Linked DNA regions of Homo sapiens: region 2 is linked to region 1. A link is an interaction called in ENCODE POLR2A ChIA-PET data of the cell type or tissue named here. Cell type or tissue: GM12878. All regions are shown on one strand. Each heading gives the region's core, and the rest is flanking DNA. Links, peaks and the distances in the headings are about the cores only.

What was found. ChIA-PET counts read pairs that join two places held together with the same protein. Peaks named below come from ENCODE experiments on the same cell type or tissue, not always from the same donor. Only the 100,000 strongest peaks of a DNase experiment are listed, where the experiment ranks them.
Region 2: POLR2A ChIA-PET joins it to region 1 with 6 read pairs; 1 of 35 experiments calls an interaction of 5 or more read pairs at or near these places.

Annotation. Positions count from the first base shown.
Region 1 is chr5:116,673,952-116,689,919 of GRCh38, forward strand. No RefSeq gene overlaps it. Among named protein-coding and RNA genes, the nearest start is that of LINC02214, 80 kb to the right of the region's middle. RefSeq lists an enhancer at 7,681-8,110. In GM12878, for the core only: no CTCF peak of the experiment used is centred there; a DNase peak (open chromatin) is centred at 7,930; H3K4me3 peaks cover 579 bases; H3K27ac peaks cover 1,229 bases.
Region 2 is chr5:116,876,860-116,892,827 of GRCh38, forward strand. No RefSeq gene overlaps it. Among named protein-coding and RNA genes, the nearest start is that of LINC02214, 120 kb to the left of the region's middle. In GM12878, for the core only: no CTCF peak of the experiment used is centred there; DNase peaks (open chromatin) are centred at 7,252 and 9,102; H3K27ac peaks cover 868 bases.

The DNA.
Region 1 (15,968 bases), core at 4,763-12,762:
AAAGTTCAGCTGTCTTTGTATCCCTGCTCAGCTGACCTGGATTCAGTATACTTTTCTTTGTTAAATTCATCATTTAGGTTCTGTGTTTTGGAAAATGAAATTTTGGTATTGATAGAATATGGCCAGGGTTGGCTATGATATCACTTTCTTTCTGCCTCTTCCCCAATGGGCAGTGAACCTTGAAAGGCAGTGAGGAATGCTAATTCAGGCCTTGTTTATTGTCATTGTACACCCATGGAGTGCTAAATTGCAGATCTAAATGTATGGCTAATCTTCTATGCTATGTGTTAGATTAGTGAGGATGATAATTAGTTGAAATTAGGAAAATAGAACCTAAGACAGGAAAGTGATACCCTGGAAAATCAGAGTCCTCAGAGTTCTACTTGTCCTGTTGTTACTGGCCAATTCTTGCACAGTTCTACCCAGGGTGGGTGCAATACAAAAGTCGTTATGCTTAAGAGTACTTTTGTTTTTCCTCTGGAGGCAGAATTGAAACAACTGACTTCTTCTCAATGTAGACAAGAACTACGCATGGGCAGAAAGTGAAATCATTAGCTTTCTATAGATCTTGGGTAATATAAGCTTTAAGCTTATGAATTTTAAAAAGCAGGCTTGACTCATCTCTGCCTCCCATGATAAACATTTTCTACTAAGTCCACGTGTGTTAAACATGCTTCTTGCAATGTAATGGGTATCCAAGGTTAGATTTTAGTTTAATCCATCAAACACGTCCATAAGCATAAGGAATTCTGTGTTGCACTCACCCTAGGAAAAACTGTGCAAGAATCAGCCAGTCCCAACAGGACAAGTAGAACTGTGAGAAATCTAGTTTTTCAGGCTATCACATTCCTGTCTTACTTTCCATTTTTCTAATTTTAACTAATTTCATCCTCTAACACATAGCATGAAAGCTTAGCCATTCGTTTAGATCTGCAGTTCAGATTCCCGCCTGGTTTTTTTTTCAGTCTCCTCCTCCTCCTTCCTTTTATTAATCAATTCCTTGGTGAACAAAAATCTAGTCTTTCTAGTCCAAATTTGAATTTTCACTCTATGTTGGCAAGATTTTCTTATCTATCCTGGTGAGAGATTTCGGCAAAAGTCAGACCGCCTGCTGCCTGAAACACCTGACTGAACTTGGAAGGTAAAATAGGTAACATGTGACCAATTTAATCAGTAGGCAGGATGATGTTTTTGTTTTCCTTTCCTCTTCTCTTCTTTCAAGCCCTTATGTGCTATATAACCCCAAATAAAATCATGCACAACTTATGTATATGTTTAATTCAAAAGCATTCTGTGTAAAGATAAAACTGAAATTTCATCTTAAATAGATCTATTCATTCAGTGCTTTGGAGGCCAGCCAGGAATGAACTCCAAATGTGAGACTCTGCAACAGCAACCAAAAGCACATGCTCCATGTGACTTAAACCTATATTTTCAAATGGCCGATAGAACAAGTTTCAAATGCTTTCAAGCTGCGACTAGGCTCATGTGGAGAGATAAACAGAGGCCCCAAACTGTGGGCTGAATATATAAGTCATCAAAGCAATTTTAAAATCAATTCAGCGTTTGACAAGGAGCCAATATGGTTCCCTTGTGATTAGAATGACATGCTCAGGCTACTACTGTGGGTAAAATTCTGACAGCAGTGTTTTGTACATGTTGGAACCTATGAAAGATCCCCCTCCTGCCTCCCCGCTCCAAGGAAAACGATAATGAAGCATTACAATGGTGTATCTGTGAGATCACTAACACATGGGCGCCATTTGACTATGAGGGCATTGATGAAATTCTAGTGACTGGGCAAAAGAGCCCAAGACCCGAGTTTATGGTATGGCCTCAACCACATTTATAAAAACAAACAAAACAATCATCTCTGAATCTAGAGATAATTGAAAACATGCTTCTTCTAAGGATAAGGAGTGTTTTTTTGTGTTTGTGGAGAATCAGGACAGAGGGAGAATGGCAGTGACTGAAACACTATAATGGGCCCTCACGTTTGTTCATTTTCACAAGGGAAAATAAAAAAGAACTTGCTAATCAGAGGCCCATTTGCCACTGATAGTTTTCTTCTTTATATAAGTTCCAGTTTTAAGTCCCTTTTTCTTATCCTAAGAAGTTCTCTTGGCTCCTCAATGTGTAGAGAAGACCTGGTGGAAAGTGGGGTTCACTGTACTTTCATTTTATAGCCTAACTTCAATCATTGTTTATTTTATTTTTTTCTTCACTTTGGAAGTGATTACCTTGATTTCTTTTTTTTTTTTTTTTTTTTTCTTTTTGAGATGGAGTTTTGCTCTTGTTGCCCAGGCTGGAGTGAAATGGAGCAATCCCAGCTCACTACAACTTCCACCTCCTAGGTTCAAGCAATTCTCCTGCCTCAGCCTCCTGAGTAGCTGGGATTACAGACATGCACCACCTCGCCTGGCTAATTTTGTATTTTTAGTAGAGATGGGGTTTCTCCATGTTGGTCAGGCTGGTCTTGAACTACCAGCCTCAGGTGATCCACCCACCTCGGCCTCCCAAAGTGCTGGGATTACAGGCGTGAGCCACTGTGCCTGGCCTACCTCGATTTCTTGTTGGTAAATCAGAAGAGATAAATGTCCCACAGCTGCGATTTTGATGGTAAGCTCCTATCTCATTGTAACAGGCTCAAGGCCAAATTTTCTCCTTGGCCTTCATGTCCCCATTCTTTCAACCTCAGACTCATCACCTGCTTGTGCACTTTTGCCACCATCTGGCACTGCCAGTGTGCCAGCCTCCTTCTCTTTTTCTCCGTAAAGTACTCCAGTCACAGAAGGCTTAGTTGCTTCTGTCCTGCCCTGGCCCACGTCTCTGGTCCTCATGCTCCAAGGAGAGCAGGTAACAGGGGTAAGGGATCCGTACATATCAGGCACACAATAGGAACATTGTTCATTGTTCAGCTCAGCTTCTCCTGTTGATTCAGTGCACTGAACAATCCTGTACCTGGATCAATAATAAATAATATTGCTAAAGATGCTGGAGCAAAGCCCAGGCGAAACTGTACTGAATGAAGCTCACAAACATGGTTTAGCTGGTTCCCTGGGAAACATTCTTGGGAGAGGCAAAGTTATGGAAAACTACTCTTGTTTTTCCAAGAATATGTGGTACAGGCTTGTGACAACCTTTAAGGGGGAAAAAATATCTCCACAGTCACATCAGGTCAATCTCCTGTTAAACATCCAAACTCGTTTTCATGACCCTGAATGAGCTGCCCAGCTTTCTGAGCTCATCTGCAGGTACTTTCTTTACCTTCTCTTTAAGTTCTAGACATACAAATATCCACACTTTACTGTTCCCTCTGCCTAGAACACTCTTCCCATGTATTTCATCTTCTTCTTATCACCCAGTTTTTAGATTAATTATTACCTCCTTGGTTGTTTCACTTCTTACTCCATTTTTGCTCCTTAGCAATTACACCTATGTGAATTCATGTGTTATTTTAGTCATTTATTTATGTTTGTCTTCCCAGTAGAATAAGCTCTGGTGAGGCAGGAAGCTTATTTACAACTGTATCCTCAACATCTAAAACAATGCCTGGTGTGTGGGAGACACTCAGTAAATAGTTGTGGGATGAAAAATGCATAGGTGCTCATGGAATGACACAACTGTAGACCTTTCTCAAGGTGGTCTTCCTACAGAAGTATTTTTTTCTTTGAAACAGAATCTTGCTCTGTCACCCAGGCTGCAGTGCAATGGCGCTATCTCGGCTCACTGCAACCTCTGCCTCCTGGGTTCAAACAATTCTCCTGTCTCATTCTCCTGAGTAGCTGGGATTACAGGCACCCACCGTGATGCTAATTTTTTCATTTCACGTTGGCCAGGCTGGTCTTGAACTCATGACCTCAGGTCATCCCCCCCACCTGCCTTGGCCTCCCAAAATGCTTGGATTACAGGCATGAGCCACCGTGCCCAGCCCAGAAGTATTTCTTTGAAAAAAATAAGTGCCCTATCTGATCATAAATTCAGCTTCTGATGCAGTACCATGGAGTTGTATGAAATTTAGCAAATGCTTACTAAGACCCGACTTGGACAAACTATAACTGAAGGCAACATGGAGGATCTATAGCTAATCGAGAAATTATGCCTATTATCAGGGACCTGAGACTTTGCTGAGAGTAGTGCTACCTCTTTGTGGGGGGAGTTTGACAAAACAAGACAAAATGAAGTGAAAGCTAAACAGAGACCCAGAAATCCAGCATTTATCCTTTTTCCCTTCTGTTCATACTCAGGTTCACCAAATTTGAGGTTTCTACTTCCTTAGTATTTTTTGAGTCTCTTCACCAATCTTTGCACCCACTGCTGTATCTGTGGTTTTGTTTTAGCCTCATAATAAGTTCCCCTGCCTCCACCCTAAACTGGCTCTCATCTTTTCTCCACACTGTTACTGTAATGGAATTTCTTTTTCTTTTTTTTTTTTTTAAATACTTGAGGGGATGGATACCCCATTTTTAAATTATTATTATTATACTGTAAGTTCTGGGATACATGCGCAGAATATGCAGGTTTGTTACATAGGTATACGTGTGCCATGGTGGTTTGCTGCACCCATCAGCCTGTCATCTACATTAGGTATTTCTCCTAATGCTATCCTTCCCCTTGCCCTTCACCCCACAACAGGCCCTGGTGTGTGATGTTTCCCTCCCTGTGTCCATATGTTCTCATTGTTCAACTCCCACTATGAGTGAGAACATACGATGTTTGGATTTCTGTTCCTGTGTTAGTTTGCTGAGAATGATGGTTTCCAGCTTCATCCCTGTCCCTTGCAAAGGACATGAATTCATTCATTTTTTTCTTTCTTTCCCAGACAGAGTCTCTCTCTGTTGCCCAGGCTGGAGTGCAGTGGTGCGATCTCAGCTCACTGCAACCTCCACCTCCCGGGCTCAAGCAATTCTCCTGCCTCAGCCTCCAGAGTAGCTAGGATTACAGGCGTGCACCACAATGCCCAGCTAATTTTTGTATTTTTAGTAGAGATGGGGTTTCACCATGTTGGCCAGGCTGGTCTCAAACTCCTGACCTCATGATCTGCCCACCTCGGCCTCCCAAAGTGCTGGGATTACAGGCATGAGCCACCATGCCCAGCTGAATTTATTCTTTTTTATGGCTGCATAGTATTCCATGGTGTATATGTAACACATTTTCTTTATCCAGTCTATGATTGAAGGGCATTTGGGTTGGTTCCAAGTCTTTGCTATTGTGAATAGTACTGCAATAAACATACGTGTGCATGTGTCTTCATAGTGGAATGATTTATAATCCTTTGGGTATATACCCAGTAATGGGATTGCTGGGTCAAATGGTATTTCTGGTTCTAGATCCTTGAGGAATCGCCACACTGTCTTCCACAATAGTTGAACTAATTTACACTCCCACCATCTGTGTAAAAGTGTTCTTATTTCTCTACATCCTTTCCAGCATCTGTTGTTTCCTGACTTTTTAATGATCGCCATGCTAACAGGTGTGAGATGGTATCTCATTGTGGTTTTGATTTGCATTTCTCTAATGACCAGTGATGATGAGCTTTTCTTCATGTTTGTTGGCTGCTTCAATGTCTTCTTTTAAGAGTGTCTGTTCATACCCTTCGTCCACTTTTTGATGGGGTTGTTTGTTTTCCTCTTGTAAATTTGTTTAAGTTCCTTGTAGATTCTGGATATTAGCCCTTTGTCAGATGGATAGATTGTAAAAATTTTCTCCCATTCTGCAGGTTGCCTGTTCACTCTGATGATAGTTGCTTTTGCTGTGCAGAGGTCTTTAGTTTAGTTAGATCCCATTTGTCAATTTTGGCTTTTGTTGCCATTGCTTTTGGTGTTTTAGTCATGAAGTATTTGCCCATGCCTATGTCCTGCATTGCCTAGATTTTCTTCTACGGTTTTTATGGTTTTAGGTCTTAATTTAAATCTTTAATCCATCTTGAGTTAATTTTTGTGTAAGGTGTAAGGAAGGGGTCCAGTTTCAGGTCCTAGCCAGTTTTCCCAACTGTAATGGAACTTCTAAGCTCAAATTTTCAGCATGTCATTCCCCTGCTTAAACCTTTCATAGATTCCCCACTGACCTCAAGATAAGGGCCACGTTCTGAAACATAGCCTGCAAGGTCTTGCCTGACCTGGCCTTGGCCAGCCTGTCCAGGTTGATCCCTACCATGCCCCACCTTTCATGCTACGAAGCAGCCACAAAGTTAAATATTCCTTTCTCTAAGTGGCCCATGATCTCACTGGCCATATGGCTGTTCGACAGGTAAGTCCCTCGGCCTGGAGCTCTCACTCATGTCAGGACTTAGCTTTCATGTCTTGTTCTCTGGGTCATGCTCCCATTCCCACACCCCAGGCTCCCACAGCCATCCACTTTTAGAGCATTCACGACTCTGATTGCTCTTTGTGTGTGTGTTTTCTCTCATTACACCAAAACTTCCTTGATTATAGGGACAGCATCTAGTTGAAAAGAGAAGAAAAAAAGAGCAAAAAAAATTATAAATGAATGACCCAATAAGGAAATACAACTAATACACTGTTGGTTTTCCAAGGAGGAGATCATTTAAGGCATCCTGGAAAAATGATGTTTTATCTGAGCTTTGAAGTATGACAAAAGGCTTTCACAACCAGGGAGTAAGTGTGAAGTATTTGAGGCTGAGGAGAATGGCAAGAGGTTAGGCATGGCTGGAAACCTGTCAAGGACAATAAGACCAAGAAAATAGGGGAAAGCTCAATCATTGAGGGCTTCTGATCCTGTACTATGGAGTCGAGACTTATTCTGCAGGCCACAGGGAGTTGGGATTGTTTCTGTGTAAGGGTGTGACAAGAACCAACTTATGGACTAGAAAGAACAATCTAGCAACAAGGCGAAAGAGGCATTGCAGAAGTGAGAGACTGGAGGTAGTGAAGCCAGTTGGAGACCATGCCAACAATCCAGGTGAGCGATGAGGAGGCTCTGGGCTGAGGCAGAGGTGGGGTGGGGCTTGGGTAGGTGGGGGAAGACATTGTGGAATGAGAACAGGCAGCATTTACCATGATCAGCTAGAAGGATGGTGAGGCAGACGTGCAATGGGACTGACAAGCTGTGTGTCCCAAACAATAGTCCAATCTCTTGGGTACTGCTCAGCGTGCATTGGGAGGAGAGTGTTCCACACTGCATTGCCATTTAAAAGGACATTCCAAAAATGTAGCCCATTCCATGAAGGGCAAGAAAGCAGCCTGGATACCTCGGTCAGTGAGACATGGATTGAAGAATGCGATGTTGTTTAGTTTGGCAAATACATGCAGAAGTGAGGGGAGATGTCATAGCGGCCTTCATATATTTGAAACTGTCCCATAAAAGAGATATTAGGCATGTCCAGAGGGCAAAACTCAGGCCAAGAGTGAGCTGGAATGGAAAGAAAAACATATTTTGGCTCCATACAAGGGAGATCTTTCTAACGTGTAGAGCTGTAGGCTACTTTGTCAACTAAACAGCTCACCTGCACTAATGGCCACACAGAGGGCAAGGGACCCTGTTGGGACACATAGAAAGGGGTTTCTGGGGTAAGATGGGACGTGAGACTGAGGTCCTGTAACCCTGGAGACTTTAGTTTCCTTCCATTGCTATCCTAATTCACTCCATGTTTTTAATCACAAACATAGTATTAAGAAGAAATACTGTGACCAGGAAATCTTGACAGGGAAGAGGAATTGTATCGCGAGGACAGTTCTGCTGCCAGGGGAGAAAAAGTTTATTCAGTGCCCTCTGGGACACTTGCTGACCTCTGCTCTCCTGTTCACCTCCCACCTCTTCTACGGAAACAATGGGATTTTCCTCTGGGTTAATATGACCCAAAGGGGCTGGCTGTTCTGGTCCCAGCCACATGACAGTTGGGAAGTCCCCACTTATTAAACACTGACTTCCTCGTTTCTTCGGTGTTTTCAGACATGGGGCAAGGCAAATTCAGTGTCTGGGCCTCTGCCTATAAGAATTCTGTTTCCCTTGCTATGCTGTTTCTCATCTCCACTTTCTCTTTCTCTACTCAACTAACTAATCAGCTAACTTTCTCTTTCTCTTTGATCATAGGGCTTTGTCAGTCAGTGATAAACTAGAAATATTCCTTTTCAGGGATTTAGAGACCAGGGACTATGCCAAGTTCTTAATAACTATATCAATGATCAATATTTCATAATTTATGTAATTAGAGAACATATTTTTCTATTGATTTTTATGGCCAGGCCTCAAAACAACCTATGAGGTGAAGAATCTGAAGCTTAGAGAGATTCAGCCAGTTTCTCAAAATCTCCTAGCTGTAAGAGACAGAGTTGAGGATCTGTGGTCTGACTTCAGAGCCTGGACCTTCAATCAGTAATCGATGCTACCTCTTTGTCTGGAATAGGCCTTCAGACAAGAGTAACTCACAGACAGGTGGTCCTCAAACTTCCACCCTCTCTTCAGACTGCAAACTCCCTGGGCACAGGGACAAGTCTCACCATGAGGCTAAGAGCCCTAATAATTGCATTGTCCAATACATAGAATGAAACAAATGAATAATTTTAATAATGTTTGTATGTTGAAATGATAATATTTTAGATATGTTGGATTGAAAGGTATTAGATTTGATTTTACCCAGTTCTTCTTACTTTTAAATATGTGGCTATTGGAAGTCTGGCAATTACATATGTGGTCCTCATTGGCTTCTGCTGGACAGCACTGCTTTAGAAGATGGAGGCCATGCCTTTTCTCTGAGACCAGCTGAAGCGTTCTGTTAAGGAGCTGGCAAAGGGAGGATGCCAGAGAAAAAGCTGGAAACTAAATCCTGCAGAGTCCCTAAATGAGACGAGATCTCACAAGACTAAAGCTGGCACTTTACCATGACACCTCGTTCTTCGTTCCTTTCCTCCCTAGACTCTGAGGTTTTTGATGGTTGTTGCTTTCTTGCTTGTTTGTTTATTTTTGAGAAAACGACCACATGCTCACAGGCAGGTCCCCCGGCCTCTGGCCTGCACCAGAAAGCCTTCTGTGAGGCTGAGAGCACAGCCACCCTCCTCTCCCCTGCTCTTTGTTAACATGTTTTTCCCCATTCTGCACTGCCCAGGGCTGAGAGCTGTGTGGGAGGCTGATACACAAAAGGCACAAAAGCATCCCTGGAAATATAGTGAGAAGGGGACATTTATATTGACCAGAATTCCTTTTAGGGTGAGAATCGTTTTGTTTGAAATGTAGGAATAATTTGATACTGTGCTTTGTGTGGTGGGGTGTAAAGACCCCTAGGTCCTAGTGGTTACTAAATTGCTTTCTAAAAGTGGCGATTTGGTTCATTGTAGGGCTTTCCTTCTGCTGAGTTGAGTGTGCAAGTTTGAAGCAAGAGATGAACTGCTTGGGGCAAACAGAGAGGTAGAAAACTGCCACAGGGATTCTATTCTCCTCTTAATTTACTAAGCATGTGTTCTTTTGTCAATATTTTAATGAATATTGATTGGACAAGAAAGCAAATAATTAGACTCTGGGACACTCACATATCTTAGCCTGGCGCTGGCATGCTCTGATGAAAAGCATTTTCCCTATAGCTGCTTTTACAGTCTTACCTGGTTTAGTGAAGATTGTGTCTGTGTCCAGTGATGTTCAAAGCGATGGCAGGGCTGCACATGTGCATGATGCACGCTTTAACACATCCTCTCTGGGAAAGCAAGGCAGGGGGCACTTTTTTAAACCAGAGTATTGATTTCTAAGATGTAATAAATAGACCTATTGTACTCATGAGGAATGCCAACAAATACATCTTGAAATGAAGATGTGAGGCTACCACAAAAACGGAAGAGATGGGGGAAGGCCAAGGAGATATTTGCTTAAACTACAATCATCCAGTCAATGTGAAAAAAAAACAAAAACAACAACAACAAAACCCTTCCTCAATCTTATCTCTCTCTTCCACTCAATCCCAAGAACCATAAATAGGTTATATTCCTTTTCATAACCCAAAAGCAGCACCATCTTTAATTCTTTTCTGATAATCCCTCCTTACCCTCCCCTAACACTTTAGACAGTATTCTGTATCCAGTGGATACAGGTTAAATAAATATAAGTTACTGACAGGAGACTTCTTAGCAGGGCCTGGCCATAAAGTGCCTTCATGACCAGTCCTCATCGTCTGGACTCCCATGATTGAGTAAGAGAGGCTCTCTGTCCAGAAACTGAGCATGACTTGAGCAAGCCTGTGGGCATTTGCCATTTTTCTGAGCCTAAAACTGCAGCACCTGATTCTGCACATGGTCCAGGCAGAGATAGATTGCCCAAACAGTGGGATCTGGCTCTTTCAGTTGTGGCTGGAGATTGCGTGAGACATGGCAGCTCCAAACTTCTGGGCTGCTTGGTACCCAAGGAAATTGGGGATTGATGAGTTTGCTGAGCTGTGAGAAGTTGTTTTGAACTTTTCTAAGGGAGCTAAAAGACATAGAGTCACATTTCTCCTCGGGGTACCTGGGCACCAGCCCAATAGTCTTACAGTGACCTCTTCCACACACTTTGGGTGGTTTGTTCTCTGGAGATGCCCATTCCCATGTTCTGTATGTGGGAAGTCAGGAAAAAGTCAAGAAAGATGCATTTCTTCCAAAAATTGTCATTGACTAATTCTATTCTCCTGAGGATAGTAGCAGCAATTGCTAGTAATATGTAATAGTCATATTAGCAAACACTTAATTGAAGCTTGCTGTGTGCTAGGTACTATTCTAGGCACATTGCACACACTAAGTATTTAATCCTCACAACAATTCTCAGAAGTAGGTGCCATTATTGTCCCCACCTTATAGATGTGAAAACAGAGGCACAGAGAGGTTAAATAATTTGTCTAAGATCACACATTTGATACATTCAGATTTAATCAGAGTTTGGATTCTTAATTTTACACTAGATTGCCTTTCAGTGTGTATTCATTCACTGTTACATATGTTTGTTTGCTCATATCACAGTGCGGGGAGTATATCAGGTAGAATTTACTGGCCAAATTCATCTTAGACACCAAAAAAATTGAGCCCTAGGCATAGGCTTTCACATCTCTGCAAAGCACTCGGCCACCTAGTAATGCTTTGTAGACATTTTCCCTGGAAGGCTGACTGATGTGCAGCAGGTACACATGTGATGTTGGTGGCACTCGTGTGGTAGTAAATTGAGTGGACCACATTTTTATCGTGTGGTCTATTTGGCTCTGAATGTGTTGTTGTGGCCTCTGACACAAGTTTTATTTTACGTGATCTAAATGCGAATTCTGAAGTTTCGATTTTGAGAAAAGAAAGGAACCTTAAAACATACTGGACTCAAATGCCATAATAGTCCTATGCAGACTGTGGAGGGCTCCACAAGGCAGGCTGAGGGAGGGAGAGGGTTAGAGAAGGAAGGAGGCAATGAGGGACACACAGGAAACAGGGGCCACCAAGAAACAGGCAGCAATTTGTTATCAAGCAGTCTAGAGTTTCTCATAGAGAGAGAAAAATGAATTCGGGCAACTATTTCTTGGGTAGGAAGATCATTCAGAAAGCCTGTCAAATCCAAGGAAGTCATGGAAATGGTTGTGGTTTACTGTTTGTGATAGTGAACAACATAGATCTAATTACTTTATTTAGAGTTAGCATTAAGGTTTAGATGTACTGTGTGTGTCTGTGTCTGTGTGTAAAAAAAAAAAAATGTTCGTAAGGCTGGGGGATTATGCCAAAGGAATAAACTGAACAGAATCTCTCTATCTCTCTCCTCAACTCCTCTCTCCCCTTAAGTCTTAGAAATAAGAGAAAAAAAATATAAAAATATACATGTTAAAGTAAATTTTTTTTTTTTTTTTTTTTTTTTTTGGTGAGACAGAGATGTACTCTTGTTGCCCAGGCTGGAGTGCAATGGCATGATCTTGGCTCACCGCATCCTCCACCTCCCAGGTTCAAGCGATTCTCCTGCCTGAGCCTCCTGAGTAGCTGGGATTACAGGCATGTGCCACCACGCCTGGCTAATTTTGTATTTTTAGTAGAGACGGGGTTTTGCCGTGTTGCCCAGGCTGATCTCGAACTCCTGACCTCAGGTGATCCGCCCACCTCCCAAGGTGCTGGGATTACAGGCGTGAGCCACTGTGCCCGGCCGTTAAATTAAAATGGAGACTAGGCCTGAAGAATTCCTGAGCAGACAAAACCAGTGAGGCCTCAAAAGTGACCTCAACTTTGCTTGATTTGCAAACGTAAGCAAAACTTAATGAGCTTTTTCTTGTAAATGCCTATTAAAGAAAAATAAATCTTAAGCTCAACCAATCAGACACAGCCAACAAACTTACAATTACATAACTACAGACTTTCCAATAAGATAGACCAAATAAGACAACTGTGTAACTGTAACCAATCAAACGTCTGCTTTGCTTTACTTCTACAGTTGTCCTATAAAAGTCTTCCCCTTATGCTCTCTCTGTGGAGCCCCTCAATCATTTTTTGGTTGGAGCTGCCCAATTCGCGAATCATTGTTTGCTCAAATAAACTCTTTAAAATTTTATTGTGCCTCCATTTACTTGTTAATATATGTCAAGAGAAAGTATAGCCGTAGTGGAGCAGAAATTATGAGGAACCTCTGAAAGCTGGAGGTAGATGAGATCACATTGAAGGAAGAATCTACAGCCTGAAACAGATTTAGGAGGAGGGGATGGAGGAGGGGATGACAGCCCAGGAAGAGTGCTGAACTGAAGGCGGAGGAGAAGGGGAACAGCAGGGGCCTGGTTGGGAGTTGCTTGCTGTTAAGATCTCCTGGAGGTGAGCCTCTTCCCTCTTCTAGGTAGTTGCTGCAAATCTGGGAGCCTGGGCAGTGCCCGGGGTGGTTGGGGAGGCCCGTGTGGAAGCATGAGCCCTGTGCCCAGGACTCCAGGGTGGTAACTGGAGGTGGGCTGTGATCAGAGACAGGCTAAAAGGAAATGGCCAATAAAATGATAACCTCACAACCCAAAATCACCATACCTTAGAGGATAACACCCATCATGGAAGATAGATAACATCCAAAAAAAAGAGTATCTGAAGAGACATGATTAATATAGCAACCAAGAGGAAACTTTAAAATATGTATACCTAGCATTTGCAGAGCACTGAGAGAATTGTGTTCCATACCACATCCATCCACCCGTTATTCAAATAGAAAGGTAAATTAAGACATTTTATAACAACAAAAACACTTAAAAACATACCATTTGTGAACCACGCAATAATTAATACAGAACACACTTCAGCAATATTAAAAATGAGCTTCAAAGATATGGAAAACAAACAGCAGTACTGAGCAAAGAAAGCATAATTTATAACTGAGAATTATTTAAAACACAATAAAATTTCGAACTAAAATCTCATATAATTTCAACATTGTGGGAGCTCAGAGGTCAGAGGAGGAGACAGGAAGTTACAAGTACTCATTAAAGCTAGGCTTCAATAATTTAAACATAAGTTTTTCATAAATTTGACATACATTGAAATATGTCTTAAAATTTTTAGTATAACTACTAGAAAAGCAGAAATAAGAGGAATAACCACCAACCAATTAAGGAAAAATGTGGAATAAATATAATATGTAAAAGAAATATAATCAATCCAAAAAATTTGTCAAACGGTAAAATAAGAGTCAATAACAAAGCATGGTAAATATAATACACACAAAAATGATGACTGGGACAAGTACAAAGTATGAGAAATAAATGTAAATGGTTTAAATGACTCCACATGAAACAAAGAAACACAGCTTTGAAAAATGAATACCAGATATATGTTTTTTATGAGTGACACATAAAATGGAATGACTCAAGAAAGGTGAAAATATATGGATGGGTAGAGACATTCTAAGCAAATACTAATAACAATAATGATAACAAAGGCTATTATAACATATTAATATTAGAGAAAATAGAACTCAATATTAAGATTATTTAAAGGGAAAAAACAATATATTTCATGTTGATAAAAGGTTCAATTCAACAAGAAATGTATTCGTTACAAGATGTTATGTACACCATAGTTTCAAATTTCCTAAGGCAGAAATCACTAAAAATGTGAGAAAATGTACATTAACATTGTAATCTGCGAATTTACGTGCTTGTTTTAAAAACTGATGCATTAAGTAAGCAAAATTTAAAATAAAACTATAGAAAATTTGAATAAAAATTATCAAACCTGATTTGCTTGAGAGCTATTATGATCAGAAGTTGGTTATATGGGGCTATTTACGGGATGAAAACAACATTTTGTTTAATAACCTTTCGTATATCATCACTTCCTTCTGTCCTTCCTTCATTTCCTTTCCCCTCCCTCCCTCCTTTCCTTACTTCCTTCTTTCCTTCCCTTCCTTCCCTTCCTTCCTCCCTCCCTCCCATTCCTCCCTCCCTCTTTCCTTCCTTCCTTCCTTCCTTCCTTCCTTCCTTCCTTCCTTCCTTCCTTCCTTCCTTATCAGTCATCCATGTATCTATCTACCTATCTATCTATCTATCTATCTATCTATCTATCTATCTATCTTCTATCAATCCCTATTTTATTTATGGTAAATGATTCAAACAGTACAAAGGAGAGTGAAGAAAAAGCCTCATTTCTTCCGTCTCCCTCAGTTCCCCAGTTCTCCACTCCAAATGCAGCCACCATTTTCAGTTTTCATATCATTCCAAGTAATGTGTGCCAACATAAGTTTGTACCAGTATGTGTGTATGTATGTATGTATGTTTGTATGTGTGTCTATCTAGGAATAGATATTTGCTTTTTAAAATATTTGTACTTGAACATATGTGTTTTCCTATGCGAATAAATATTTTTGCACAGCATTATTTTAAAGTTTTAAGCAGGGTTCTATTGTAAGAATGAATCTTTTTTTGTTTTTTTTTTTTGAGATGGAGTCTCATTCTGTTGTCCAGGCTGGAGTGTAGTGGCATGATCTCGGCTTACTGCAACCTCTGCCTCCCGGGTTCAAGCGATTCTCCCACCTCAGCTTCCCGAGTAGCTGGGGTTACAGGCACCCGCCACCACGGCTGGCTGATTTTTGTAGTTTTGGTAGAGACAGGGTTTCACTATGTTGGTAAGGCTGGTCTTGAACTCCTGACCTCAGGTGGTCTGCCCGCCTTGGCCTCTCAAAGTGCTGGGATTACAGGCGTGAGCCACCACACCCTGCCAAGAATGTATCATTTTTATAGGTACTTATGAGTAATGTGTCTATGACAATTCTTACACATACTTTGGTGATCAATTTGTAAAAGTAGAATCAAATGTGGATCAACATAAAGGAACATTTGTAAGACTTTTGAATAGATGTCACCAAGTTGTTTTCTGGAATGTGTTTCTTAAATTTTCATTGTGAATTTAACATAGAGTACTCAGACACTAGTCCAAGTCTATATTTAATAAGTGAGTAAAGTCTTAGCTAAGAAATTTGATAGTGATGATCTGATTGTTGAGGAATACTAAACCAGTTTCAAGTTGAAGAGCCAGGCCTTTTTTTTTCTGTGTATTCAAATCTATCAGCCCAAAGTTGCTATAGCCAAGACAAAGCTTTATTCATGTATGCTTCTTGTCAGAAGATGGCTAAACTTGAGGGTGGAAGGTGATGGGAGATCAACAAAGAATTCAGTATTTCTTGGCTTCTTTGGAAGTTCAGCTTTAAATATATTCTGTACTTCCTAATAGGATGAATAGAAATGTTCCTGAGAGGGAATGACAATATGACGAAATTTTGTTTTGGGAAGGTATACAACTTTTAAAATTGTATAAAGTAAGAAGGCAACCACAACCTGTTTCATAACATAAAACACCAAATTTAGGATTGACCATGGGACTATGTTAATTGTTCCAAAAAAAAAAAAAACCAAAAAAGAGTACCTTAACATATTGACAATGAAAGGGCTTCATATAAAAATGAATTTAGAATTTGGAAGCACTACTTATTATATCAGCATCTTGAAAATTAATAGTTAACATATTAATGGCTCTGAGAAATCCAATAAAACACTTCCTTAAATTCAT
Region 2 (15,968 bases), core at 4,742-12,741, 200 kb after region 1:
GACAAATTTCAAATTAATGTTTCCCAAATGCACAGCATTTTCACATATTTAATTGATTTAATGCGTAGTCGCTCTAAGCAAGAATCTGCTTTATTAGAAAACCACATCAAATCTGACCTAATATAATTAAAATTGTTTACTGCTACCATGTGAGTAATGTAAGATGTGTTTAATTCATTGATTTACTCTAAGGGTCTCAAGCTATTATGTTTAAAACAACATTTCCAAGTGATCTTTTACATTTAGAATTACTCTCCTTTTAAACTTCTATAATCAGTAAGGGTGTTGGGCTAGCTAATCTCTGATGCAGTGCTCTTCCTAATCTACAATCCAATATTTCTTCTCTCTTCGCCTCCTTCACACACACACAAAGTCACCTTGTTGTCTACCCTGTCAAATCCTTGCTGGGTTCCCCATCTTAGTATCAGGCAGATTCATGACTAAGAATACAGGAGGGACTGCTGTCCTTCAGCCTTCACCCGTAATCCATGGTGGTCTTCTTGACTAGTGTTTGTAGTGACCACCACACACATGCAGTTTATGCAAAAAATCAAGTATGAGCTCTATAAAGGCTCTAACACAGCGTTCAGATGGAAGGAGAAAGAAAGAAAGTGGTAGGCCGGGCGCAGTGGCTCATGGCTGTAATTCCAGCACTTTAGGAGGCCGAGGCGGGTGGATCACCTGAGGTCGGGAGTTTGAGACCAGCATGACCAACATGGAGAAACCCCGTCTCCACTAAAAATACAAAATTAATCAGGCGTGGCGGCACATGTCTGTAATCCCAGCTACTAGGGAGGCTGAGGCAGGAGAATCGCTCGAACCTGGGAGGCAGAGGTTGCCGTGAGCCGAGATCGCGCCATTGCACTCCAGCCTGGGCAACAAGAGTGAAACTCCGTCTCAAAAACAGAAAAAAGGAAAGAAAGTGGTAGACAGAGAAAGAGAGAGAGAGATCTCGACAGAATAAGGCAAAGATAGTGACAGATTGCAGACAGAGAGAGAAAAATGACAAGGCATAGCCACAGAGTGAATGAGTTCCTAGGGGGAAATGCAAAGCAGAATCAATGAGTGGTTGAAACTGACAAGATAATCATAACCTGATTTCTTGTCCACATTTTCCTTTTATACTCCAGTGAACAACTGCCACCAAGATCACCCACGTCTGCCCAGGAATTCTCTTCCCATAAGAACTTGCAGCCCATAGGCCTTTTCTCCATCTCCAGTGGGGAAACGTTGAACTTCCAACCCAGCCCTTCTTTGCCCTTTACCCCTCCGTCATGCCCTAACTTCTCAACCAAAGATTCTTTCCTGCCCAGAGCTCCTACCTTTGCCCTGCATTCCTAATAGCAATTAATGCTCTTTCCTGTTGTAATATTCTAATTCAAGTTTTATTTCCCCCCACTCCACCACCAACTCCCTGTTTTTATTCTTAAACCAAATAGGCAGGTGACCTCCTAATCTCACTCACCTGTTCAGATTTCTCACTGTCTCCTCCTCTTTTTATATTTTTTGTTGTTGTAATTTGCTTCCATGGCACATGACCCTTTGTTAATTCTGACTCTATAGTGATTTCTGCTCTTGTGGACTCCAGGCAACTTTATTGGTTTTCCAGGCCACCATGAAAGTTGATAAGTTTGAGAACCAGACCCCTACATTTTCTTAATTTAGGCTGAGAGGTTGAAAAATGATCATATTAGAATAAGTAAACTGGATACAATTAATTGTAAAGTAAAACAATTTTTTTTTTTTTTTTTTGAAATAGAGTCTTGTTCTATTGCCCAGGCTTCAGTGAAGTGTGGTGGCACAATCACAGCTCACTGCAGCCTCGACCTTCCAGGCTCAAGTGATCCTCTTACCTCAGCCTCCCAAGTAGCTGGGACTAAAGGTGTGTGCCACCATGCCTGACTAGTTAAAAAAACAAAAACAAACAAGAAAACCCACTTTTTTTAGAGATGGGGTCCCACTCTGTTGTCCAGGCTGGTCTTGAAATCCTGAGCTCAAGCAATCCTCCCGCCTTGGGCTCCTAAAGTTTTGGGATTATAGGCATGAGGCACCACTCCTGGCCTCTTATATTTTATATATCAATAGGGTTTACATGTCTGTGGGTGTTAGAAACTTGGTGTAGGCAGAAAAGAAGAGGTTTAGGTGAACTCTTCAAAAACACCCTCATTTTGTTTTTGTTCAACAAGTACTTGCTGAATTTTTATCTGTGCCAGGACTGTGCTGGACAATACCTACAGTGCATATGATGGACATAGCCCTGCCCTATCAAGCTTACTTTTCGGTAAGAAAGGTGCACGTTGTATAGATGACAAATAAAGTAAGCAGTAGCAGTCACTCAACACATCAAAAGTTATTCTGACCACTTGAAAGGCAGCATTCATCTCAAAGCATCTTACCTCCCTCCAAAAAAACATAAAGAGGTATCTGTTGATTTCAATATTAATGCTAAGATGCGATAATAAAAATGCTCAGTGGATATAGCATGCAAACATATGTATGTACATTTTCAAATCATTTTGTTAAGGATTTTGTTTTCTGGGAGATACAGTTGTATTTTGGGAAAAAAATAAAATCAGATGGTCTTGGTATAGATTTTAATGCTAACTAGCTGTGTTATCTTGAGCGTGATATTTAAACGTTCTGGATCCTCTCATTAACTTGAGAGTAAAACAACCTACCTCAAAATATTGTTGTAAATACTTAGTGAAGTAATTTATATAAAAAAAAACCTCCTGTAGAATATCTGACATTTGTGTAGTGAGTTAACATTTGAAAAAATAATCAGAATGCTTAGACATATAACCAAATTTTTCTTCAGCAGACACATTTAAAAGTATCCCTCTCTAAAATTTTGAGCCAAAGAGAAAAATTTTGGCCTATGGGTTTTTATCTAAAAAAATAGTTGTGCTGTTATTTGTATCTAACAGTTTTTAATAAATCCAACGCAACAGAATTTTAAGTGGCTATTATTGATGTGTCAAAGATAAATAGTAAGATTTTTTTAGATCAAAGAAGTTTAAAATCTTTTGGGTGTATAAGACAAATATGCCAAAAATAATAATTTTTGATTTTTTTTTTTGTTTGGCCAGCAGTGTCTTTCTCCTCCAGCTTATTTCCTCAACAACCTCAGAGAATGGGGCAGAGACATAGTATATCAGTTAGCTATTGCTGCATAACAAATGACCCCACAACTCAGTAATTGAACCTGACAATAATTTCTTCCCAATCATGTGTTTGCAAATCAACCGGGAATCTGCTGTACTTGGCTGAGGAGTTCTGATTCAAGCCTAGAGTCCAGTTGCATTTGACTTTTTGATATAGGTTGTGCTCAGCTGTGCTTCATCTATATTCATTCTACAGCACAGAATAAATGGCATCACCTATCCAATTGCAATTGCAGAGGCATAAGAGTGCAAGTGAAAATATAACACATGAGGCTCTTGAAAGCCTAGGTTGAGCACAGTCAGCTCTCAGTTCTGCCCACAGGCCATTGCCCAAAACAAATCAAATGGCCAGATCCCAAGTTAAGAGGCAAGGAAGTACACTTCACTGCTAGAGTGTGAAAGACTGCACTGTTACCTGGCAAAGCATAGAGATTCAAAAAAAGGATGAAGAAATGGGGCCAGGAACTCATTCTACCACATTAAAGTAGGTTGAGAGTTATGTGCAGGACACAAAAGTACACTAGATCTAATTTTTAAGAATTTTTCACCATATGGGTCAATAGGAAAGAAAGAAGGAAATGGTAAGGAAATATCAAATTGTGAATTTCTCCAGGAGGCATATATTCTAATACACCTTTCAGAATTTTGCAAGAATCTCTTGTTCAGTTGTAAGCACCACTGGATAGTATTTTGAACACTTCAAAATAAACTGTTTCAGTGAAGCTGAAATGTACTAATTTTGAATACTTAGCCATCTGGAGCATTAGATGCTTAATTACAGCTGAAAACTCATGAATGAACAGTGTGAGGCAGTTTTTCTTTCCAGTGGATCCCAACTGTGTTTGTCTTCATTCTCAGGAGAGGAAAAAAGGGGAAATATGCCAGTGGTTATATTATGCCGTTTCTTGGGCTTTTTCTTTTCTTCTCTTTTTATGTATGCCTGTCTTAAAAATATCATCAAGCCATACCAAGATCTTGTACCTTTTCATAATACATCAGCTACAAATGCATCTGTCTGTTATGTGAAGTAATAATGGTCATTGAAGATTGTTTTATTATGTCAACCAATAAACTCAGTTTCTCATTTAAACTCAATTTCCTCAAAGCTTGCATGTTTTATATATTTTTGGAGCACATTTCTCCCTATTTGATGTATTCAAAACTCTTAACTAACTACAATTATAAAAAGAAAAGAATCGATGGTTCTATTTTCATTGTGAGAAACACAATTCGCTTAGAATAATTGAGCTAAGAAATTAAGAACTTAAGTACGGACTTTACTAATCTCCTTTCTCCATTTCCTCCTGAACATATTAAAGGTCAGTAAAAGCCAACTCTGCAAACACTATGTAAGGCACTTAAGGTACCTTCAGCCTTGGCCAGGTAGTTCAGAACTTGCAGATGTAGTTTAAGGCTCTTCTTTGCTATCAAAGTGCTTGTAGTTTGTTTGAGAGGCAAAGTAGTGGTATGAAATAGTCAACTGCAAATCTAGCACTATATTATATGCTACATTTCTTGGTATTAGAGGGAACCTCTCTTTCTCCACCCTGTGTTAATTAGCTCTGTCCTCACCTTCTTCATCTCTCAGTACACCCGCTTATATCCTTCAGAGCACTTATCACAGTTTCTGGTTCTATATTTGCATATGTGTTTATTGCCTGTAGGCCCCATTAGGTTGTAAGCTCTAATGGCAGGTGCCTTGTCCAATTTATCCACTGATAGATACCCTGTGCTTCACATGGGGGTTAGCCTTTGTACATTCTGTTGAACGGATGACTGAATGAATGAGTGGAAGGAAGGAAGGAAGGAAGAAAAGAAAGAAAGAAAGAAAGAAAGAAAGAAAGAAAGAAAGAAAGAAAGAAAAGAAAGAAAGAAAGAAAGGTCTCTGTTGAAGTAAAATAATTTAGAGGACTTTAATTTGAGATTTAGTTTGCTAGAATGAAGACCCATACTTGAGGATTTGTTGCTGTTGTTCTGGGGATATGATGTGTTAGATGGAAGAAGAAAGGGCAGTCAGGTAAGCAGATATGATAAAAATGCGTGTGCCCATCCTACTCTTCTGCCACCCAGCATGTTTGGGAGCTGGGCCAGCTCTAATGACACAATTCTCTACCTTAAGGAACAGAGGGAGAGAGAGAGAGAGAGAGAGACTGACTGTGTCCACTCTGGTCTCAGAATTCTGATTCTGAAAGGTAGCTCTTGGTCAGTCGTGTGTGGTAATAATAGGAGAACCTCATTCGTGAGCATGTAATTTTATCAGCAGGTACTGTTTACAAAGCACTGTCAATATGCCATGTCCTGTGGTTAAGTGCTTACACAGTGTAATCTCTGATTGTGAACAACAGCCCTAAGTGGTAGTTATTACTACTGAGCCCATTTTACATCAAGGTGACTAAGGATCAGGAGAAGACAAGTGGCAGTGAAGTGTCTTGGCTGAGATTTGAAGTCAGTTCTGTCTAACTGGAGTTCATGCTCAGAGCCCATGCTTCTCTCAAGGAAAAAAGAAGGAAAAGAAAACTATAATCCATTTTTTCTTCTGGTAGACTTAATTTGAATACCTTTCCTTCTTGTGCATGAAAACAACCTCAAGACAGTTACTTAATCATTTAATCAATCCATGGTTACTGAACTTCTAGGTCTTTGGGATACAAAGATTCACTCATTCACTTAGCCAACAAATGGTTTGTGAGCACCATTGTGTCCTAAGTACCAATCTAGGAACTTACAGTTTATCCACAAATAACAGCCAAAGATCCTGCTCTTAGGAAGCTTATGTTCTAGATAAGGAAACAAACCATAACCAATAAACAGACTAATAAGTGAATCATAGCGTGTTTTAAAAGATATTAGCTAAGATTGCCAGGCTTGATGGCTCATGCCTGTAATCCCAGCACTTTGGTAGGATGAGGTGTGAAGATCACCTGAGGTCAGGAGTTAAAGGCCAGCCTGGACAACATGGTGAAACCCTGTTTTTACTAAAAATATTTTAAAAAATTAGTCGGGCATGGTGGTGCTTGCCTGTAGTCCCAGCTACATGGGAGCCTGAGGCAGGAGAATCACTTAAACCCTGGAGATGGAGGTTGCAGTGAGCCAAGATTGTGCTACTGCACTCCAGCCTGGGTGACAGAGCGAGACTCCGCCTCAAAAAAAAAAAAAAAAAAAAAAAGAAAAGAAAGAAAGAAAGAAAGAAAGAAAGAAAACCAAAAAAACCCAAAAATAAGAGGTATTAGCCAAGATCGAAAATAGAAAATGTTATAGGGACTGGCAAGAAGGTCAGGGAAGGTGGAAGTCTAGGTTGCAAATTTAAAGAGAGATTTCAGGAGAGGTCTCAGCAAGAAGCTGATGTTTGAGCAAAGTGAACCATGAGATCTCTGGGGGAGGAATGGGCCAGGCGGAGGAAACAGCTGCTGCAAAGCCTTTAATGTGGAGTACGGACATCTTGTAGTAAGGTTAAGTCACTGCTTTCCAGGAGCTGACACTCAGGGAGAAAGAGGTAAACAAACGAACAAAGTAATTATAAATAATTATAGTTGAGGGTAGTAAGTCTTAAAGAGAAGGTGTGTGCCTAGTGTTATGAGAGCTCAGAAGTGGAGGGACTGACTGCCTGGGGGCATTTGGCAGGGCCTTGCTGAGGAGATGATAATGTCATTTTTTGCTAAAATAGACGAAGTTTTTCAGATTGGCCGAGGGAGGATTGACAGAGACGTAAAAGAAGCTCGATGGAGCATCGCGTGCTCAGTAAGCAAGAAGTTGCCTTGCCTGAAGCCAGAAGTTGAATGGACAAGAGATTGATAGGTTGGAAATGGAGATTAAGGTCAGATTGTACAGAGCCTCGCTTACTGCTAGAAGAAAATTTAATGTCTTGAAAATGATATGGAGGCTCTAAGAAATTAAACCACAGTTGGGGGAGGCATTTACGTAAATAAGAAAATTGGGGTTTAGAGAGGTTAAGAAACTTCTTGGGCCACAGAACTACTAAGTGGTGGAGCCAGGATTTAAGTCCAAGCTTGTTTGACCTGAGAACCCTGTGATAACAGAAGAATTCCCCCTGCTGAATTCCCCGTTAGTTATTGCAGAACAGAGAACTTTGTGAAGCCAGGTGCTTTTCTTGTAAGGGGAGCCTGGTCAGAAGTTGCCTTGCTTTTGGGAAGTCCAGAATCCACTCTGCCTAGAACTCTACTTTTTCAGAAAGTCAAGAATTCCTGTCATCAGTTATTTTACCAATGCTTACATCAAAGTCATCACAAAATTTTCTCCTTTTTAATAGCTGAGTACGCGGTAACACAGATATATTAAGTAACTTCATTGAATTCAACCAGCAAGTCACTCTCAGACCTGAATGAGAAGGAGACTAAGCAAGCTGAAATGAAAATACAACATAAATGTATCCAGTCAGCAGGAATATGTTAGGCCCTATTTTTAGGAGTTAGAGCTACATATAAAAACAATTATGCTGAACAAACTTAAATTTGATGTTTAAACTCAAAGGGGCATTGAAATTAGATGAATAAATATTATATCCATGGTACAGTATAATCACAGATGGTTTTCTTTCTGTTTTCTGGAAAGATAAATGTAGAAGCTACGGCTATAACACTTTGCTTTGCAGGCATATATTTATGTCATGACTATTATAGAAAGGTAATATGTTACCCTGAACTTTGTGTCTTTTTGATTTGTTAATGTAAGTATGAATGTACATAAATCTAAAATAAGGCCTGCAATAATATCCCCATTGTTTTTCTTTTTCTTGTTATTTTCTTCGTGCATGGCTGTGGGTGTATATGTGTATGTATGTTCTAGGGAATGATTTAAAAAGTACCAAATGATCAGAATATACTTTTTTTAATTTGAGAAGATGATCACATTTTGGTATAGTTGTGGTAGATTCATGGGGTATCATGAATCTAAATAACAACATATTATTTAGGACAGGTAAAAATAGGTTTCTTGTCCAGGCATGGTGGCTCACGCCTGTAATCCCAGCACTTTGGGAGGCTGAGGTGTGCGGATCACCTGAGGCCAGGAGTTCAAGACCAGCCTGGCCAACACAATGAAACTCAGTCTCTACTAAAAATACAAAAATTAGCTGGGCGTTGTGGCAGGCACCTGTAATCCCAGCTACTCAGAAGGCTGAGGCAGGAGAATTGCTTGAACCTGGGAGGCAGAGGTTGCAGTGAGCCGTGATCGCACCACTGCATTCCAGCCTGGGCAACAGAGGGAGGCTGTGTCTCAAAATAAAATAGATTTCTCAAATTCAGTCACTTAAATAACAAAAATGTTTATCTCTTTCTCATACAAGGTTCGGGTTGAGAATTCAGTTCTAGTGAAGCTCTTCACTACACAGCGATTGAGAAATCAAGGCTGTTGGCTGCTTGGACATCTTTAATGTGCGGCTTCCAGGTAGGTCATTCTGAGTGTTGCCATCACAGTCAACCTAAACTGGGAAAGAGAATGGAGGAGTGCACGTGCAAATCATTTATGGTCCAGATTTGGAGGTGGTACACATCACCTCTGCTAACATGTCAAAGGAGAGAGCTCAATCATATGCCACGCCTAACTGCTATGTAGTTTTGGGCCAGAAGAAGGGGAATATGTATTTTGGTGGACAGCTAACTGACTTAACTGCTAACACCCCTTTATGGCTTTATTTGCTGATGGAGAATGATTCCAGAAGAAAAAAGCATCCTACCTTTACTTACCACAGATTCTGTCCACTAAATAATCATATTCATGAAACCTCAAATCCCCAAATTCAGTATCAACTCTCTTGACTTGAATTTCTCACTTATTACCTTTCCCATGCTTTAAGTCAATTTAAAGGACATTTTTTATTGATACAGTTGATTCACATTCAAGCTGATACTAACTGGCAATTATCAACCAGTGACTCTAACTTTAGCAGGGATCATAAACACCTGGTGTAATGTGCAAATTCTACACCCTAACCCCACAAAGTTTCAGATTTAGTATGTCTAGAATAGAACCTGGTATTTATTTGTTTTTTTTTTTGTTTTTTTGTTTTTTTGTTTTTTTTTTAGACAGAGTCTGTCTCTGTCACTCAGGCTGGAGTGCAGTGGCCTGAACACAGCTTACTGCACCCTACCTCATCCTCCTGAGCTTAAGCAATCCTTCCACCTAGCTGAGACCACAAGTGTGCACCAACACACCTGGCTAATTTTTTTTTTTTTTTTTTCAGTAGAGATGAGGTTTCTCCATGTTGCCCAAGTTGTTCTAGAACTCCTGGCCTCCCAAAGTGCTGGGATTACAGGCATAAGCCACTGCACCCGACCCTGATATTTTCATTTCTAACAAATTTCACATGATACTGATTCTGCTGATCTGGGACCACACTTTGAGAATAACTACCCTAGACTTTTGCAATGATGCCTGAATTTTTCTCTGCTTACACTTTTGCCTACCTCCTTACAGCAAAACCATCCTTCCTTGAACCCAAGAGGACTTAAAGATATCTGCTCACCTTCTGTAAGGCAAACTGAAACTTCTATTTGAGCTGGTGTTTTTGCTAAAATTGTGCTCTCCAATCATATTTAATTGGACAAGTAACTGTGATTTGATTTATTGCAGATCTGAAGGACCACTCTTGCCCTCCCACTATCCAAGACTTCTTTTTAGCGTAGGTTTTCTTGTCATACACTCCAAATTTGGATTTGCTCGTCTAAACCTCTGGCTCACATATGATATTTAAAGAGTCTTACTCAAAGCCTTCAAAGTGCTCCCTTCACTTCTCTAGCAAGTGGCATCACTCAGAAAGTTGTATTTTTGTATCAAATGTCTAGCTTGTCTGGGACTTTTAAACAATGTTTAAGAACTAGCAACCTTTGCTAGTTTTGTTGAATACCTACCATTCTTTATGTATCCCAAAGATACATATACTTTGCTACAAAGATACATTACTTCTTTATGTATCTTTGGGATACATAAAAAATGGTAGGCACACTATTTTTTTTAATGGCTCCACATCTTGATCTTTGTTCATTATTCAAAATTACATGCTTATTATTGGGCATTGCAGGCTGCCTCTATAACCCAACATTTATCACATATTTAAAAATTTGGTTCTTTTTTTTTGCTTCCAAAATAGTTATCTCAGGCAAACAGGAATCCATGAGAACTACAGTCATATCTTTTGACCCAATTTGTCTGCTGACTTCTCTTGGTGATTCAGTGTAAAACACTACAGGTGCTAATCTGCCTGGGGCAGGAAAGTACAAAACAGATTTGATACAACAGTTTCAAGGCTTACAGGTAATTAACTCAGCATGATTTAGCTGGATTTGTACCAAGCATTTGTTTGCCCATGCTGAGAAAACTAATACTTTGTCTCTTTCATCAGTGGATCTCAAAACAGTTTGCAAACATTAATTAATGCTTATCACACATCTCGTCATCCCCATTTCCAGATGAGGAAACTGAGCAGTAGAAGCTAGAAAGTGATTTGCCTGCAGTCTTGCAGCTGGGCCCAGTGGAGTGCAGAGTAGAACACGGTTTTTGGTTTTTTGACCTTGGGGTCATACTTCTTCTTGTTGACGGAAGAGCTGACACCATACTCTTAAATAGGGACAACCAAGTTTAGTCATTCCTTCAACCTAATCTATTCAAAACACAACAAAGTGAAAATTTAGGAAAGATATGTGGCTATGTTTTATATGGATAAACTCTGGTGGGAGTGTGTGTGTGTGTGTGTGTGTGTGTGTAATCACATATGTGTATGCTTCTGAACATGCATTTAATATTGAGTTACAATTATTCCTTAGTTAGACAGCATTTTATAAGCGTTTATTTGCCCTGTGGAGAGATTGACTGATCAATGAATGGAAGGAATGAAAGTAAAGGGTTGCCCCTTTTCATGGATCAAGTCATGAGATAGCTGCAAGTAGGGGCTCACCCAACTGTCAGGAAATGGCTGCACTTCAAATTGGCATTCCACGGGACTAGTGGCTTTGCTTCTCTGCAGTTGGAAGAGCTACAACTAAACCCAACCTCACACCAAATGTTCACCAGATGCTTGCAGCTGGCATTTCCAGATAGCTCCCTACACAGCAAGTGACTGGCCCAGGCTGCTCATCCCCTGCCTGCAAGCCTGTTCTCACACTTGCCTTATAGAAAGGGAGAGCAGCAGGAGGGTGGTGATGTCTCTCCAGGGGCACACTTCTAATGTGGGCCCAACTGTACTAGGCAAGGAACCCCTTCCTGCAGTGAGACCTGGGCAGGCAACTGCTGACCCTGTTCTCTTGCAGTTCCAGCCTGCACCATGGGACATCACCGGTAACTGGCCAAGCCATTTATACACACAGCTGTCCCAGGCACCAGAGTCTTGACGCTCAGAGTCAGGCCCTCAGTTCTGGTATTTTTATATATCACTAGTGGGAGCAATTTTTATTGGCTTCAGTAGATAACTTTTTAAAGATGACAGAGGAATTATAAAGAGTGTCCAAACTTGAATTGAAAATGTTATATATGCCTTTTTCAGGGTACCAACATAAGCATAGTATACATTTAATTAACATTTCATTTTATGTAGGGCTAGCCTACATTAAAATTCTCAGAACACTTACATTAGCCTATGGTTGGATAAAATTGTCTAGCACAAAGCCTATTTTATAATAAAGTGTTGAATATCTCATGTAATTTATTGAATATTGTATTGAAAGAGAAAAACAGATGGTTTTGCACCATCGAAAAGTCAAAAAATCATAAGTTGGGGACTATCTATACACACTTTTTTTTTTTTTTTGGTGAGACAGAGTCTTGCTCTGTTGCCCAGGCTGGAGTGCAGTGGTGTGATCTCGGCTCACTGCAACCTCCACCTCCCAGATTCAAGCAATTCTTCTGCCTCAGCCTCCCGAGTAGCTGGGATTGCAGGCATGCACCACCAAGCCCGGCTAATTTTGTATTTTTAGTAGATATGGCGTTTCTCCATGTTGGTCAGGCTGATCTCGGCCTCCTGACCTCAGGTGATCCGCCTGCCTCGGCCTCCCAAAGTGCTGGGATTACAGGCATGAGCCACCGTGCCCGGCCCTATCTATACATATTTTAGGGGAAGATGGGTATTCATCAACTTCCAGATCCTCCTTACGAAAGGCCTTTGGAAATCTCTAGCTAATGTGGTAAGGGACACAGTTTCTGCTTTCCTATATCATGGTCCTCTTTCCTTTTTTGTCTTTGGGTTTCTCTTCTGTGGCTTATGTCATTGTTGCCCCATGCCAATCCGTGATAAGATAATGTAGAATCTTCATTACTGCCTTTTCATTATTACTCCTCAGTTTGATGTTCTCAAATGGTAGTGTTCATTAGAAGTATCTGGAGATCTTGTTTAAAAGAAAATGCAGCTTCCTGGCTGCACTCTGAGAGATGCAGATTTAACAGGTCTAGAATGGGCCCCAACTGTCTGTGTTTTTAACAAACATGCCTAGGTCATTCCAATGTATGTGACCCATGGATTGCACTTTGAGAAACATTGCTTTAAAGTTTGCATTTGAAAACATTCCAAGTTTGTTTCAAATACAGCCTTTGCCAAAGCTTTACTCTACAAAACGCTGGTTGCCCACTTTGTTAAATAAACTCCAGGAACAGCTTTTGCTGCTTACCTTGTCTTGCAGCTTTCTGTAACTCAATATCCTGTTTGGCCTCTGATCTCTTTATCCTCATGTATTCTCTCCTGTACACTAGGGTAAAATAAAAGAATTTTTATTCTGCCAAAAGTGTAACTTTTAGATAAAGGTCCTAATTAAAAAGAAATCTCCCTATTATACACAGTCATGTATAAATACCATTAAGCACCCCTCAGGCGGCAATTATTGGATTTTTATTGTTCAAACAACTGGAAAGATATGCTTGTGGATGGTCTAGTTTTTAGAAAACATGATAATTATCTATTAATCAAAAAGATGTCTTCTGTTTTCATTGCACTGTTTACATATATACATATACTTATTTATATATTAGAAAAAGAAAAGACAGTATACGTTCAGCAAATTTGATTCCTGCTTTAACTTCTAAATTATCCAATTCTCGTTCCCTTTTATTGCCACTGGCATACATTAAATAATGGGCACATGGCAATCCAGGCCTATACTTTGTTAACACCAGCCAGCGCTTTAATTCCAAGGATCTATCGAGCAGGCAACTGCCATTTTATGTGGTTAAAAAAGAGTAAGCAAGAAGATTGGTTTTTCTGACACTGAGAAGCAGAACGTTTCCACAACATGGCAGCTAATGCTATACCATATGTTAGGATAGCAAAACTGTGACCTCTAGGCCAAGTCAGGCCCATCACTTATTTTTGTAAGTAATGTTTTATCAAAGTACAGCCATGATCACTGGTTTATCCGCCTATGATTGCTTTTATGCTACAACATCAGAGTTGAGTAGTTTCAGCAGAGACTGCATGGCCCGCAAAGCCTATCAGACTTGCTATCTGGCCCTGTGCTACAGGATGGGCCTTTCTGTGGTCACTGTCCACATAGAATAAGTAGCAAGAGCATGTATAAGATTTGACCCCGAGGGGAACTACATTTCCTGCAGCCTTTCTGGAGGATTGGGATCACTCACTGGCTGAGTGTTTTGTTGTATTCCCTTTGGAATTAGTATAGAGCAGCTACATTTAAAGAACATTTACAATACTTTTTATAAATTTTCTTCTTTTCTCGCTGGCTTTAAAAATGTAAACATTTCCCAACTCATTTTCTAGGTAGAAGAACTTACCATTATAGATACCGTGAAAGGGATCTTATACCAGGGTTTTCCAAATAGTATTCTGAAGCACACTATTATTCTTTTACATCCGAATACATTTTTTTTTTTCTTGAGACAAGGTATCGCTGTGTTACCCAGGTTGGAGTGCAGGGGCACAACCATACCTCAGCGCTGCAGCCTCAACCTCCTGGGTTCAAGCGATCTTCCTGTCTTAGCCTCTTGAGTAGTTGGGGCTACAGGTGGTATGCCACCATGCCTGTCTAATTTTTATTATTTTTGTGGAGATGGGGTCTTGCTTTGTTGTCCAGGTTGGGCTTGAATTCTTGAGTCTCAAGCTATCCCCCTGCCTCGGCTTCTGAAAGTCCTGGGATTACAGGTGTGAGCCACTATGCCTGGCTTTAGATCTGAATAAATTTTTTAAATTAAAAAGTTCGATAAGTAATGGGGTGAACAAACTTTTACTTTTTTATGCTGTAGAATTTCTCAGAGCTTTAATATGCTCCAACTCTAAAAATAAACTATACCATGGAATATCTTCCAAACTTGTTTGTGTAGTGTTTACATATTTAACCAGAGAATATTTTTTGAGGAATAGTAATTTTTGAGAGAACATGGATTGGAAAGTGCTAGCCTAAGTCAAGTCCTTGCCTTTTATAGTGTGGTACTAAATAATTCTAAATAAGCATGATTTGCTTTTTTGCAAGTTTGTAGCAGGAAATTCTACCCTCTTAGTTGTAGCCCTGCTCACCTAGTTGAAACACTATTAATTTGTGGCTTCAAAGTCTGTATTCACAGCATTCCAGTGACTTGATCTGCTCATTCTAATTGTTTTAAACACTGTTGGTGTTAAAAACAGCCTCCAAAGACTGCCTCAAGAGCTTGCTCAATTATTTAAGAGGCTAAAGCAGGAAAGCAATATATCCTGAGGGAAGACACACCATTAATTAACATGTCTTCTGTCTTATCATTGTCCTTCTTCACGTTTTATCCCATTGTCAAATTTGTTTAGTTTATTAATAACTAAGGAAGAGGTGGAGCATGGTGGCTCACACCTGTAATCCCAGTATTTTGGGAGGCCGAGGTGGGTGGACCATCTGAGGTGAGGAGTTTGAGACCAGCCTGGCCAACATGGTGAAAGCCCGTTGCTACTCAAAATACAAAAAAAAAAAAAAAAAAAATTAGCCAGGCGTGGTGGTGCGCACCTGTAGTCCCAGCTACTTGGGAGGCTGAGGCAAGAGAATCACTCAAACCTGGGAGGCAGAGGTTGTAGTGAGCCAAGATCATACCACTGCACTCCAGCCTGGGCGACAGAGCGGTGAGACTCTGCCTAAAAAAAAAAAAAAAAAGCCATGAGACTCCATCTCAAAAACAAACAAACAAATAAAAACAAAACAAAAGAAGAGTTTGGTTGCATTTGGAACCTGCAATGTTTGTGGTCTTGTGGAAAAAAGAGTGATATCGGTCAGCTGGGTGCAATGGCTCACACCTGTAATCCCAGCACTTTGGGAGGCTGAGGCGGGTGGATCACAGGGTCAAGAGATTGAGACCGTTATGGCCAACATGGTGAAACCCCGTCTATACTAAAAATACAAAAATTAGCTGGGTGTGGTGGTGTGTGCCTGTAGTCTCAGCTACTCAGGAGGCTGAGGCAGGAGAATTGCTTCAACCTGGGAGGCGGAGGTTACCATGAGCTGAGATCACGCCATTGCACTCAAGCCTGGTGACAGAGCGAGACTTTGTCTCAAAAAAAAGAAAAAAAAGGTGGTATATTTATTATCTTACTATGTGCAAGAAGCTTAGTTTTTGTTTCTGCCTTTCCTTGTGTGTTGGGTTGGAACTTTACTAATAAAACAGTCAACCAGTAGACTAAGTTAATGATACATATGCCTTGACAAAATTTTTTCACTGTTTGTTGTTGTTTTTGATGGCTACAAGACTTTTATTATTGATATCTTCTTTTTTCCTCAGTCACAAATTAATTATTACATGTAGATTTGCTAATGTACTGCCCAGGTGGATTGTACTGCCTAATCCATCCCAAACCACTAATACTATCAATGGTTCTGGAATAAACTCATTATCCTT